Linked DNA regions of Homo sapiens: region 1 is linked to region 2. Evidence: chromatin loops called from intact Hi-C (ENCODE). Cell type or tissue: CD4-positive, alpha-beta T cell. All regions are shown on one strand. Each heading gives the region's core, and the rest is flanking DNA. Links, peaks and the distances in the headings are about the cores only. Region 1 has its middle 5.2 kb from the start of NPL. Region 2 has its middle 31 kb from the start of ZNF648.

The links. Peaks named below come from ENCODE experiments on the same cell type or tissue, not always from the same donor. Only the 100,000 strongest peaks of a DNase experiment are listed, where the experiment ranks them.
Region 1: it touches region 2 in a loop (4-fold over the local background); 5 of 110 quality-filtered maps call a loop at or near these places.

What each region holds. Positions count from the first base shown.
Region 1 is chr1:182,781,881-182,787,263 of GRCh38, reverse strand. No RefSeq gene overlaps it. Among named protein-coding and RNA genes, the nearest start is that of NPL, 5.2 kb to the left of the region's middle. RefSeq lists an enhancer at 4,648-4,737. In CD4-positive, alpha-beta T cell, for the core only: CTCF peaks have their summits at 424 (motif pointing right), 2,297, 2,497 (motif pointing right), 4,752 (motif pointing right) and 1 weaker place; DNase peaks (open chromatin) are centred at 393, 2,493 and 4,763; H3K27me3 peaks cover 213 bases.
Region 2 is chr1:182,027,542-182,032,924 of GRCh38, reverse strand. No RefSeq gene overlaps it. Among named protein-coding and RNA genes, the nearest start is that of ZNF648, 31 kb to the left of the region's middle. RefSeq lists a silencer at 2,808-3,197. In CD4-positive, alpha-beta T cell, for the core only: a CTCF peak has its summit at 2,897; a DNase peak (open chromatin) is centred at 3,084; H3K4me3 peaks cover 1,719 bases; H3K27ac peaks cover 1,145 bases.

The DNA.
Region 1 (5,383 bases), core at 86-5,085, 750 kb before region 2:
AGGAAGGAGACCTAAGTTGGATCTTGAAGTGTTGTTACCCATTGTGTTCCAGTAAAAGGTCTGTCCACAGGTGGACAAGAGTCTGTTCCATTCACTGTGAAGAATGCGTAACCGGGTATGAGAGTCACTTCTGGAAATTCTGGCTTGTATGGGTGTGTCAATGGGGCTGATGGAAAAGGTAGGGTTTATTTTTTCATCAGAGTCCAGAGGTCTTCAGAGAAGGGAACAGGCCACGAATAGAAGTTGAACTGATTGCTGGCCCTGAGACAAAAACCCTTGTCCTTTAGGGTTTATCTTCTGAGCGTGAGTGCTAACTAGGAGAGGGACATCTCTTGAGAAGGGAAAAGTCCTGTGCATAAGCTTGGGTTCAGAAGATCCTTTGGGATCCCAGGAGGGGGCAGCATAGTGCGGCCATGCTCAGCTGTCTTTTGGCTTAGCCCTTTAGTGAATGCTTACTGGGTTCTTAAGGAGAAAGAGCTAGAAGGAAAAAAATGAGTTGAACACAAGAGATATACTTCCATATTTGGCATTCTTAAACCTAAGATCTGTGACTCCAGATTTTTAAGTAACGACTTTATTGACATATATTTCACTATGATACAATTCATTTAAGTGTATAATAGTTCAGTAGTTTAGTCTATTCACAGAATTGTGCAACTTGTGTCACCATTTTAGAACATTTTCATCACTCCCTCCAATAAAACCCTAGCCATTAGTAGTCACTCATTTTTCTATTTCCCCCTCCCCACCCCCAGCCATAAGCAGCCACCAATCTATTTCTTTCTTTCTTCTTACTTTTTTTTTTGGTTGCCCAGGCTGGAGTGCAATGATGCAATCTTGGCTCACCACAACCTCTGGCTCCCAGGTGATTCTCCTGCCTCAGCCTCTGGAGTAGCTGGGATTACAGGCATGCGCCACCATGCCAGGCTAATTTTGTATTTTTAGTAGAGGCGGGGTATCTCCATGTTGGTCAGGCTGGTCTCAAACTCCCAACCTCAGGTGATCCGCCCACCTCAGCCTCCCAAAGTGTTAGGATTACAGGCGTGAGCCACTGTGCCTGGCCGCCACTAATCTATTTCTATAGATTTGCCCATTCTGGACATTTCATATAAATGGAATTATATGGTGTGTGTGTGTGTGTGTGTGTGTGTTTTGAGACGGGCTCTCACTCTGTTACCTAGGCTAGAGTGCAGTGACATGACCACAGCTCACTGTACCTTTGACCTCCCAGGCTCAAGCTATCCTCCCACCTCAACCTCCTAAGTAGCTGGGACTATAATCGTGTGCTGCATCTGGCTAATTTTCTATTTATTTTTTGTAGATACAAGGTCTCACTATGTTACCCAGGCTGGTCTCAGACCCCTGAGCCCAAGAGATTGCCTGCCTTGACCTCCCAAAGTGTGGGATTACAGGCATGAGCCACTTCACCCAGCCATGCTATGTGGTCTTTTGTGTCTGGCTTCTTTCATTTAGCATACATAACATTTTCAAGATTTATTCATATTGTGGATTGAGTTAGTATTTCATTCCTTTTTATGTCCATTGTATGGCTATACCACATTTTATTTATCTTTTCCATTGTGACAAGGATGCTTTTCATCTGGCTGACTTCTACTCAGATGCAACCTTCCTAAAAGGGACCTCACTCAGATCTTCCCAATGTAGGTGACAACCTCTCCTCATAACACCCAGTGCTTTCCCTTCTGATCACAACTTCTTGGTGTGGATGTGGTCTATCTGTTCTGTTTCATGTGACACATATAGTGCCAATACTGCATAAATGGTTGAAATAGTATGGCATGCAGAATGGATGTTGATAACAGAGAGCTATGTGCTGGCTCTGTCGCCTGAACATAGACTTTATCACTGATGGGAGCAGGGTGCCTCCCTGTTGACTAGGGTTAAGGCAACAGTAGGAACCCTCCTGGCCAAGAGGGCTGGTATCACACAGAGAGTAAGGACTGGACAAAGAGGACTGTAATGCCTCTTTGTGACCAAGCAGGATGGATTCCTGGCATAGATTAAATCTAGGGAACATTGTCTTGTTGCTGAGTTTGTGACTTCCTTGTCCTGAATCGTATCTCTAGGCCAATGTGACCAGTGGGTTACATACACTCTTTTGTCACCACCTAAAAATGGAGAAAACTTTAGAAAATATGGGCCTAGTTTGACCATTAGCAAGGAGAACACTGAGGGTGCTATGAGTTGTAAACAGAAGAGAAAGTTACGAATCTTAATTTTGCCTACAGGGCTTCTTTGACAATATTCAAATAATTACAGAGGCAAAACTTCCTTTTGAAGGATGTGCAACCTGTTTTAGCTATTGCCGACAAGGACATTAGACCTTTGGGAAGCACAAAAGTGAGTTACATTCTGCTTGTGACAGTATTGTAAAAGGTTCCCCGGAGATCTTAAGGAGTAATGAGCATGTTTTCTAAAAACATTCCAAAGCTCAGCAGCCACTTATATTATGAATAAGGTAAAAACCCACCGCTAGGTGACAGTCTATCAGCAGAAATTGCTCCTTTATGACTCTTTCTAGACTGAAAATTTCTGGGGACATCAGGGAACAACAAAAGTATTAGATAATAGTTTTCTGCTCCCATTCTGTGTACTCTTCCTGTGCAGTTTACTCCCTCAGTTTTAAATGTTCTTCTTCAATCTCTGCCTCTCTCTCATTTATATTAAAATAATGAAAATATGTTGTATAGAAACAGAAATGAGACATGGAAAATTAACACTTGCCTCCTGTCCCATACTGGTTTTGTTTTTGTTTTTGTTTGTTTTGTTTTTGACATAATCTTGCTGAGTGCAGTGGCGTGATCTCCGCTCACTGCAACCTCCACCTCCCGGGTTCAAGTGATTTCCCTACCTCAGCCTCCCAAGTAGCTGGGACTACAGGAGGACACCACCACCATGCCCAGCTAATTTTTTTTGTATGTTAGTAGAGATGGGATTTTACCATGTTGGCCAAGATGGTCTCAATCTCCTGACCTCGTCGTGATCCTCCCACCTCGGCCTCCCAAGGTGCTGGGATTATAGGCGTGAGCCACCATGCCCGGTTGGTTCTTTGGGTTTTTTAAATAAACATACCTGTAAGAAGAGTACACCTAGTGCTCTTGACTTTTCAATGTGTAGAATATACTGTAAAATCCAGTTCAAGTTTAGTTTATAAGTATTTTCTCTCTCATGAATAAAACTCTATGTTTCCTTCAGCATTTGAGGTAAAAATGGGACAATTAGGAGAAATAAATTTTAGGTCTTTTACGAAGAACTTCACTTTATATCTCTTTTGAATGAAGGAAAAACTCCCTGGAAAAAGTTCAGAGTGTGAAATTTGAAATTTAACTTGGTGCCACCCGAGGCTGGTTTGATTCTCGGTAACTGCTGTATTTAGGCACTAAGAGTCAGGGCTCTAGGAAGCTTAGATCCCTCCTGGGCAAATGTGACTGATCTTGTCCCTCCTTTTCCCTTTTGCCCAAGCCTGCAGGGCGCTGTTAGCCTGGACTAGCACACTCAGATTCCATCTTTCAGAGTGGTTTCCCCAGTCGCCATTGGCCTGGTTCACTGGTGCCTAATGAAAAGCTCCAAGAGGTTATTCCAAAGTCTCTCGTGTTACTCCTGTGCTCCATATCTCAGTTTTAGGTATTCTGTTATCTCTGTAACCTAAATTCTGTTATTTCTGAAAGAAAAACATACGATGTATATTCATGCATTTAAAGATAGACCAAGTAGGCACAAAAAAAGGCAAAATGTGGAATGCTTTTTATTCAGTTCTTCCATTTGTATGAAAAGGAAAAAAGAGGTGTTGTAGGGATATACTTGTATATGTGCACATATTTCTAGAAGGATACCAGTGATGTTCAAAATATTTAACAACTGGTTCAGCACTGACACACAGGGATGGATGCTGGTTTTAGAGCTCTAGGGATCCTGGAGTTCCCCTAACATTTATGCTTTCACCCTGTAATGACGGTCAAGACTCTGGGGGGCAGCACTCCAAGACCATGCCAGGCAGCCACCAACTGCTTCCTGAGGGGGCTGAGGCAGGAGGGACTTATTTTTCAATGTGCCCTTTAGTGCTGTTTGAAAGGTTATTTTTTGTTTGAATTCTATTTATGTGCACATAGGTAGATTTTCATTTTGTTTAGCTTAGGAGATAAGTCTTATTTTTAGAATTTGTTTGCGGACATTTCTGTCTAGTTATTTGCCTCCAGCCTGTCTCCAGCCTCAGGGCCATTTCCTTTAGTTCCGTTTTGCTGACTCCTCCACTGAGAGCTCTCCTTAAGCTTCTTAAGCCCCTCTGTTTGAGGGGAAGGGAAGGCCTGGCTGAACTCCCTCTCATCATCTCTCAGTTGCCCCCAACCCCAACACTGTGTCTGAGTCTCCTTTTATTACTTATCTTGGGCCTCTTGTCTTTCCACCTACCAGACCTCAATTCCATTATTAACCAGTATAGGCATCACTCTGCTTAATCTTGTGATCAGAAAATAAGTGCTTTTTTTTTGGTGTTCCCACAACTTTTGTGCATATGGAGAATTAGGTTTCCTATACACACCAGCCCTAATGAGAATAGTTATTATATTAGTGGTAATACTCACATGGCATTGGCTTGAGACTCCACCTGCCTAATGCAGACACACTGCTCCCTTCCAACTTCCCATTATTAGTGGGAGGCACGATATAAGTGATCCCTGCAATGTGCTTCCTCTCTTGCCTGTGCTTCCACTTTGAGCTTCTTGTTGACCCCCCTGCCACGAGGCCACTGGGGGGCAGTGTCTCTTCTCAGTCAAAGTTGCTTTCTTCCTGTGCCCCAAGGCCATCAACCACACTGTTCCTAAGTTGTGGAGAGAAGCCTCTTCTCTTCCACTTTGCCTCACATTTTTTCACCTAGGCCCCAAAAGAGCATGACAAGTGTTCATTGTCTCACTTGAGCCCCTTCCCTCTCTACCTGCAGATTCTGTCTCTGTAGAGGTCAAGCATGAGTCTATGGAGCAAATACAGGGAACCAAAGTCACCCCATACCCATCCCAAGGCTGTCCTTTCCCACTCTCCTTTCTCCACCCTAAGATACCACGAGACCATTTTCCAGCAGTCCTCTTCCCTTCAGGCTATTCAGCACCTACAGCCAGGTCAACTGCTCCCTTAGATTTACCAGACCAAGTTGACTCTTTGTGGTGGTCACTACTGGGCTCAAGCTGATAGCCTGGCCATGCATATTCTGTTAATGCTTATCTCACTGTGTGGCAATTGTCTGCAGACGTGTCTGCTTCCCCTGTTAGACTGTGGCTTCCTTGAATGCGAGCTCCTAACCGTGTGGTGTTCATTTTTGTATCTCCAGCATGCAGTCCCCTGTCTGTTACACAGCTGACCTTGATAAATA
Region 2 (5,383 bases), core at 321-5,320:
TTCTTTAAGACCACCTGTAGAATTCTGCAATCACATACGCAGGTTTTCTTGTTAGCAACATGCTGGTCTCTCTAATTCCCAATAGCATCTTGCTGTGATATTGTGAGCCTTTAGCATTTTGAATCTCTTGTCCTCACATGTTCAGAACAGTGCCCGGGATATGCCTTTGATAGGTGTCAACTGATGAATAAGGTGAGACAAACAGTTTGATATGAATCCATATTTATTGGATCTCATAAACCCAAAGCAAGCTTACTGACAAGTACAGCAGATGGGGTCAGGGTGGGGGCAGGAGGGTTGCTTTGTTGCCCAGGCTGGAGTGCAGTGGTGTGATCACAGCTCACTGCAGCCTCAAACTCCTGGGCTCAAGCAATCCTCCCTAGTAAGTCTATCGAGTTGCTGGGATTACAGGCATCAGCCACCATGCCCAACCAATCAGGTGATTCCTCTCCTCTGCTTCTGTGTTGGGCCTATAAAAGTCCATTGCTCACACTGTGCAGCACTCTGAACTTTTGGTTCTCAGTGATGCATGATTCCTGAGTCATTCTTTGCTCAAATAAACTGGTAAATTTAATTTGTCTAAAGTTTTTCTTTTAACACATGTAAAGTATTATTACAGAAAAAAGTGTAACTATTAAAACAGTGTTTTCAAGGACCAAAAGCACAGAAGTCAATTAGTTTAGGCAACAACAATAAAATACTTTAGACAACTTTTTTTTTTTTTTTTTTTTTGAGACGGAGTTTCATTCTGTCACCTAGGCTGGAGTGCAGTGGCGCGATCTCGGCTCACTGCAACCTCCGCCTCCTGGGTTCAAGCGATTCTCCTGCCTCAGCCTCTTGAGTAGCTGGGACTACAGGCGCACGCCACCACGCCCAGCTAATTTTTGTATTTTTAGTAGAGACGGGGTTTCACCATGTTGGCCAGGATGGTCTCGATCTCCTGACCTCGTGATCCACCTGCCTCGGCCTCCCAAAGTGCTGGGATTACAAGCGTGAGCCATAGCACCCTGCCGACAACTTTTAAGAATAACCACACTGATGAGAATGTCCAGATATTTACTATAACAAATAACTTTTAAATAATGCTTACACTAGAGATTAAGAAAGAAATGGAGACTAAATAGGAGAGGGAAATGTTAGTCCTTTACACTTTAAATACTAAGAATATCAAACTAATATCATCTTTTCCTCACAAAGTAGCATTTATTAACTTTAGTACATGTTTTCTCAATATTTTTCCAAAAGAAATAATGGTTTCAATGACCGATCCTCAACTATCCCCCACCCCTTTCCATCAACCTCCTTGAGTTCATCATATCAAGATCTTCTTGTTTCCCAACAAGTCTTCATCAAGATTTACTCTCCAAGCTTTAGTTCCATCCACTCACCTACCCAACCTTAAAACATCTATTTATACATTTGTCCGTCCCTTTTCTCCCACGTATATGTCCATCCTTGTAGCTATTCCCTCGCCCACCTGTCTGTCCATCATCAATCCGTCCATGCTACATTTACAGAATATTGAGATAAAGGCATTGCCCTAACAACTTGATACAGGAATAAGTAAAGAGAGAATTATATCACGGTATAAAAAATGCCACCAAGGAGAAGCATCCCAGAACTCGATGGTAGTACAGTGGAAAGACCTGTACTTGGAGGAAAGATAATGGAACTTTCTAGGAGAGTTGATACATTGGCTGAATTTCGAAGGTAAAATAAGCATTAGGAAGGTAAAGGAGTATTATGTACAAAGACAAAGAGATATATGAAAGCAATATGAGTCTGGAGAAACTGTAATTTGACCTGACTAGAAGGTAAGTTGAATAATGAGAGATGACTGAAGAAGCAGACAAAGTGGAGATGGCAGATAGCCTTTCCTTCAGTTATGGTTTCAAACCCTATGAAGAAAGCTGTTGAGTTTCTATCCACCTGCATATTTTTTATTATTATTTTAGTTAGGTGTGCTTTTTTCAAAGATAAACACTCTATTCCTTTTGCTTCTTCCAGTTTTCAACTGAAGATGTGGAGACCTCTCCTCACAGATGTGTTTTGAAAATTTAAAAGCATTTTAAACAGCAACCTAAGTAAATTAATTATTCAAGACAAGACACAGACCTCTTTAATTGCTTCAAAGAAAGTAAAATACCGGGTAACTTGTCAGGTATTTGTCCAAATCTTCTTTTCCCACAACTTCTGCTCCAAAGATTATGCATTTAGTAATAATACAAAAATCTATTAACAATATTTAGATTAATACTAAAATTTAGTAATAATTTAGAAATCTCTAGTTTGAACTATTCATGAGGAAATTACAAACTACTACACATCTCTAACTGGTAGCATTCACATGCCAGCTGTGGTCTATTATTTGGTGACATGCGGGGACTGCTTCTAAGTTGTTTGAGGGGCTTCTATTTTCTGAATATATCAAGGACAAGATGATGTGACCTGCAGCCCATTGGGGGTCAAGGGGAAAGGTGGTAGAGGTGAGGGATAAGAGAAGTAAAATGTAAGTGCAAAGGCTTTATTCTCTCTGCTTATGGATCTTTCCTCATATCCCCGAACGGAGTCCACCAATTCTGCTTCCCAGTAAACAGCCTATGGGGCACCTGCCTGTAAATACCTGGAGCATCATCAGGTTGGGGGGCGGGGAATTAACAAACACCCTAAAGCCTTTGAGGTAGAAGCAACGCAGGCCCTCTTATAATGTGGGCCAACCGCCCGGCCCCAGGCTCCGCGGATCCCGCCCGGAGTGGTCTCCTGGATCCTCTCTCCTCGGGCGGGCGTCCGGTTCCCGCGCGCTCCAAAGGGCTGCCCGCAGGCCGAGACCACAAGGGGGCGGCGCCTGACCCACTCAGCGGGCAGAAAGCGCTGCCTGCTCCGCTCTCCAGGCGCCGCCCCGGCTCCCGGATGTAGGGTGCTCTCCGCCCGCCCCGCCCCCCGGGGGGTGTGGTGCCCTCCGTCCGCCTCGCCCCCCTCACCCGCAGGCCACCCGGCTTCCCACCGGATGGCGGCGGCCGGGTCCTGGAGGCCCGCAAGGCGGGCGCCGCTCAGCGATCTTCGCTGATGGGCCGCGGCGGTAAAACCTGCCCCGCCCACTCGCGGTAAGCAAAGGTACGGCCCCCCAGGCCCCGCCCCCTGTCCTGACAGATAAGCCTCCTGGCCAACCAGGCTTCTCATCTTCCTCTTAAGTTTTGCTCCGTATCCCCGCCCCAGCTTTGAGCCCCACCCCCAGCGGACAAGCTCCGCCTCCAGCCCGCCTCAGAGGAAAGTGAGCTACAGGATAGGAAGCTGCGGGTCTGCGCAGCCTGAGTGCACAGAGTACCTGTAATGCCTGTGGTGCCGGCCGGGAGGGTTGGGCCCAGAAGAAGGCAGACTAGCCCCTGCCCTGCCCAACTTCAGTCCAGCCAAAGAGAAGTAAACGAGGGAGTGGGTGTTAGGTAAGGAAAGTACCCTGACCGGACGGGTTAGGTGAGAAGGTTTCTTGGAGGAACTGAGACCGGAAGATGGAAGGAATTCGCTAGGCCAGAGGCGGGAGGGTGCCCAGGGGAGGGGACAGAGTTCCAGTAAGAGAAAATAGCAGGCCTCGGTGAGAGGATCACCATAGGTTCCAGAAACTAAAACAATTTTTGACCAATATGGCTGGAGCATAGAGTAGTCCAGCAAGAAATAAAGCTGGACAGAGAATGGAAGTCAGATTCTAGAAGACTCTAGAGGTTCACACCTCTAGAGGCTTTTAAAGTGGGAACGTGGCATAATCAGATCTACATTTCATAAAGGTCACTCTGCAGAGTGCATTGGGAGAAGATCAGACTAGGGACAGGAAAATCAGAAGACTGGCATTGATGTGGACTAGGATGGGGGCAGTGAGGATGAAGAGAGAGGGGTGGATTTGAAAGATGTTTTGCACATAGAATTAACAAATTTTGGATGAGGTGGCAGGGTAGGTGAGAATTCAAGAGAATGAAGAGTAAAGATGATTTATTTCTGCATCAGCAAGGTCAATGGTGACCATACAAGTTATCGCTCGCTCCCCTCCATATTTTTAGCACTTTCAGAGCTGTTACCTTACTGCCTTGAGTGTTTCTCTTTTGCGTAGAGAATTTATTGCTGTTCCAGATTAGAGCTTCCTTGAAGAAATGGACATCTTCAGGTTTTCCTTTGCTTAGATTGTACCGCAAATTACCCATTTGATCATTTGCTGAATGATCCAATGAATCAATGGCCCCAAGGGTTTGATCCTCAAAACTAAAAAAAAAAGCTGTCAGAAAGGCCAGTCCTCAAGAGGTACATTTATAGTCATGTGCCCCATAATGACATTTTGATCATCGATGGACTACATATATGACATTAGTCCCATAAGATTATAATGGAGCTGAAAAATTCTTATCACCTAGCGACAAAGCCATTGTAACACTGTACCGCAATGTATTACTCACATGTTTGTTGTGATGCTGGTGTAAACAAACCTACCATGCTGCCAGTCATATAAAAAGGTAGCACACATGATTATGTGCAATACATAATACTTCAAAATGATAATAAACGACTGTTACTGGTTCATATATTTACTGTATTATACTTTTTATCATTATTTTAGAGTGCATTCCTTCTACTTATAAGAAAAGTTAACTGTCAGCCTCAGGCAGGCCTTTCAGGAGGTATTCCATAAGAGCATTGTCATCATAGGAGATGACAGCTCCGGGTGTGTTATTGCCCCTGAAGACCTTCCAATGGGACAAGATGTGGAGGTGGAAGACAGTGACACTGATGATCCTGACTCTCTGTAAGCCTAGGCTAATGTGTGTGTTTGTGTCTGTTTTTAACAAAAAAGTTTAAAAATTAAAAAGTTAAGATATAAAAAGCTTATAGAATAAGGATATAAAGAAAAAAAAGTTTTGTGTATCTGTACAATGTATTTATGTTTTAAACTTATTATAAAAGAGTCATTTTTTTCAAGTTTATAAAGTAAAAACATTATGGTAAGCTAAGGTTACTGATGAAAGAAAAATATTTTTTCATAAATATAGTGAAACCTAAGTGTACAGTGTTTATGAAGTCTATAGTAGCGTACAGTAATTTTTCTAACAAAAATATATACTATTCACAGAATATTAAAAAGACTAGAAGATAAGGAATCACTTTTCTGATATGAGTCAATATTTGATCCTACATCATGTTATCACAGTAAAATAGAATCAAAGATTGACTCACCCCAGCATTATCAAAAGACCATGGAGGCCAGGCGCGGTGGCTCACGCCTGTAATCCCAGCACTTTGGGAGGCTGAGGCGGGTGGATCATGAGGTAAGGAGTTCGAGACCAGTCTGGCCAACATAGTGAAACCCCATCTCTACTAAAAATACAAAACATTAGCCAGATGT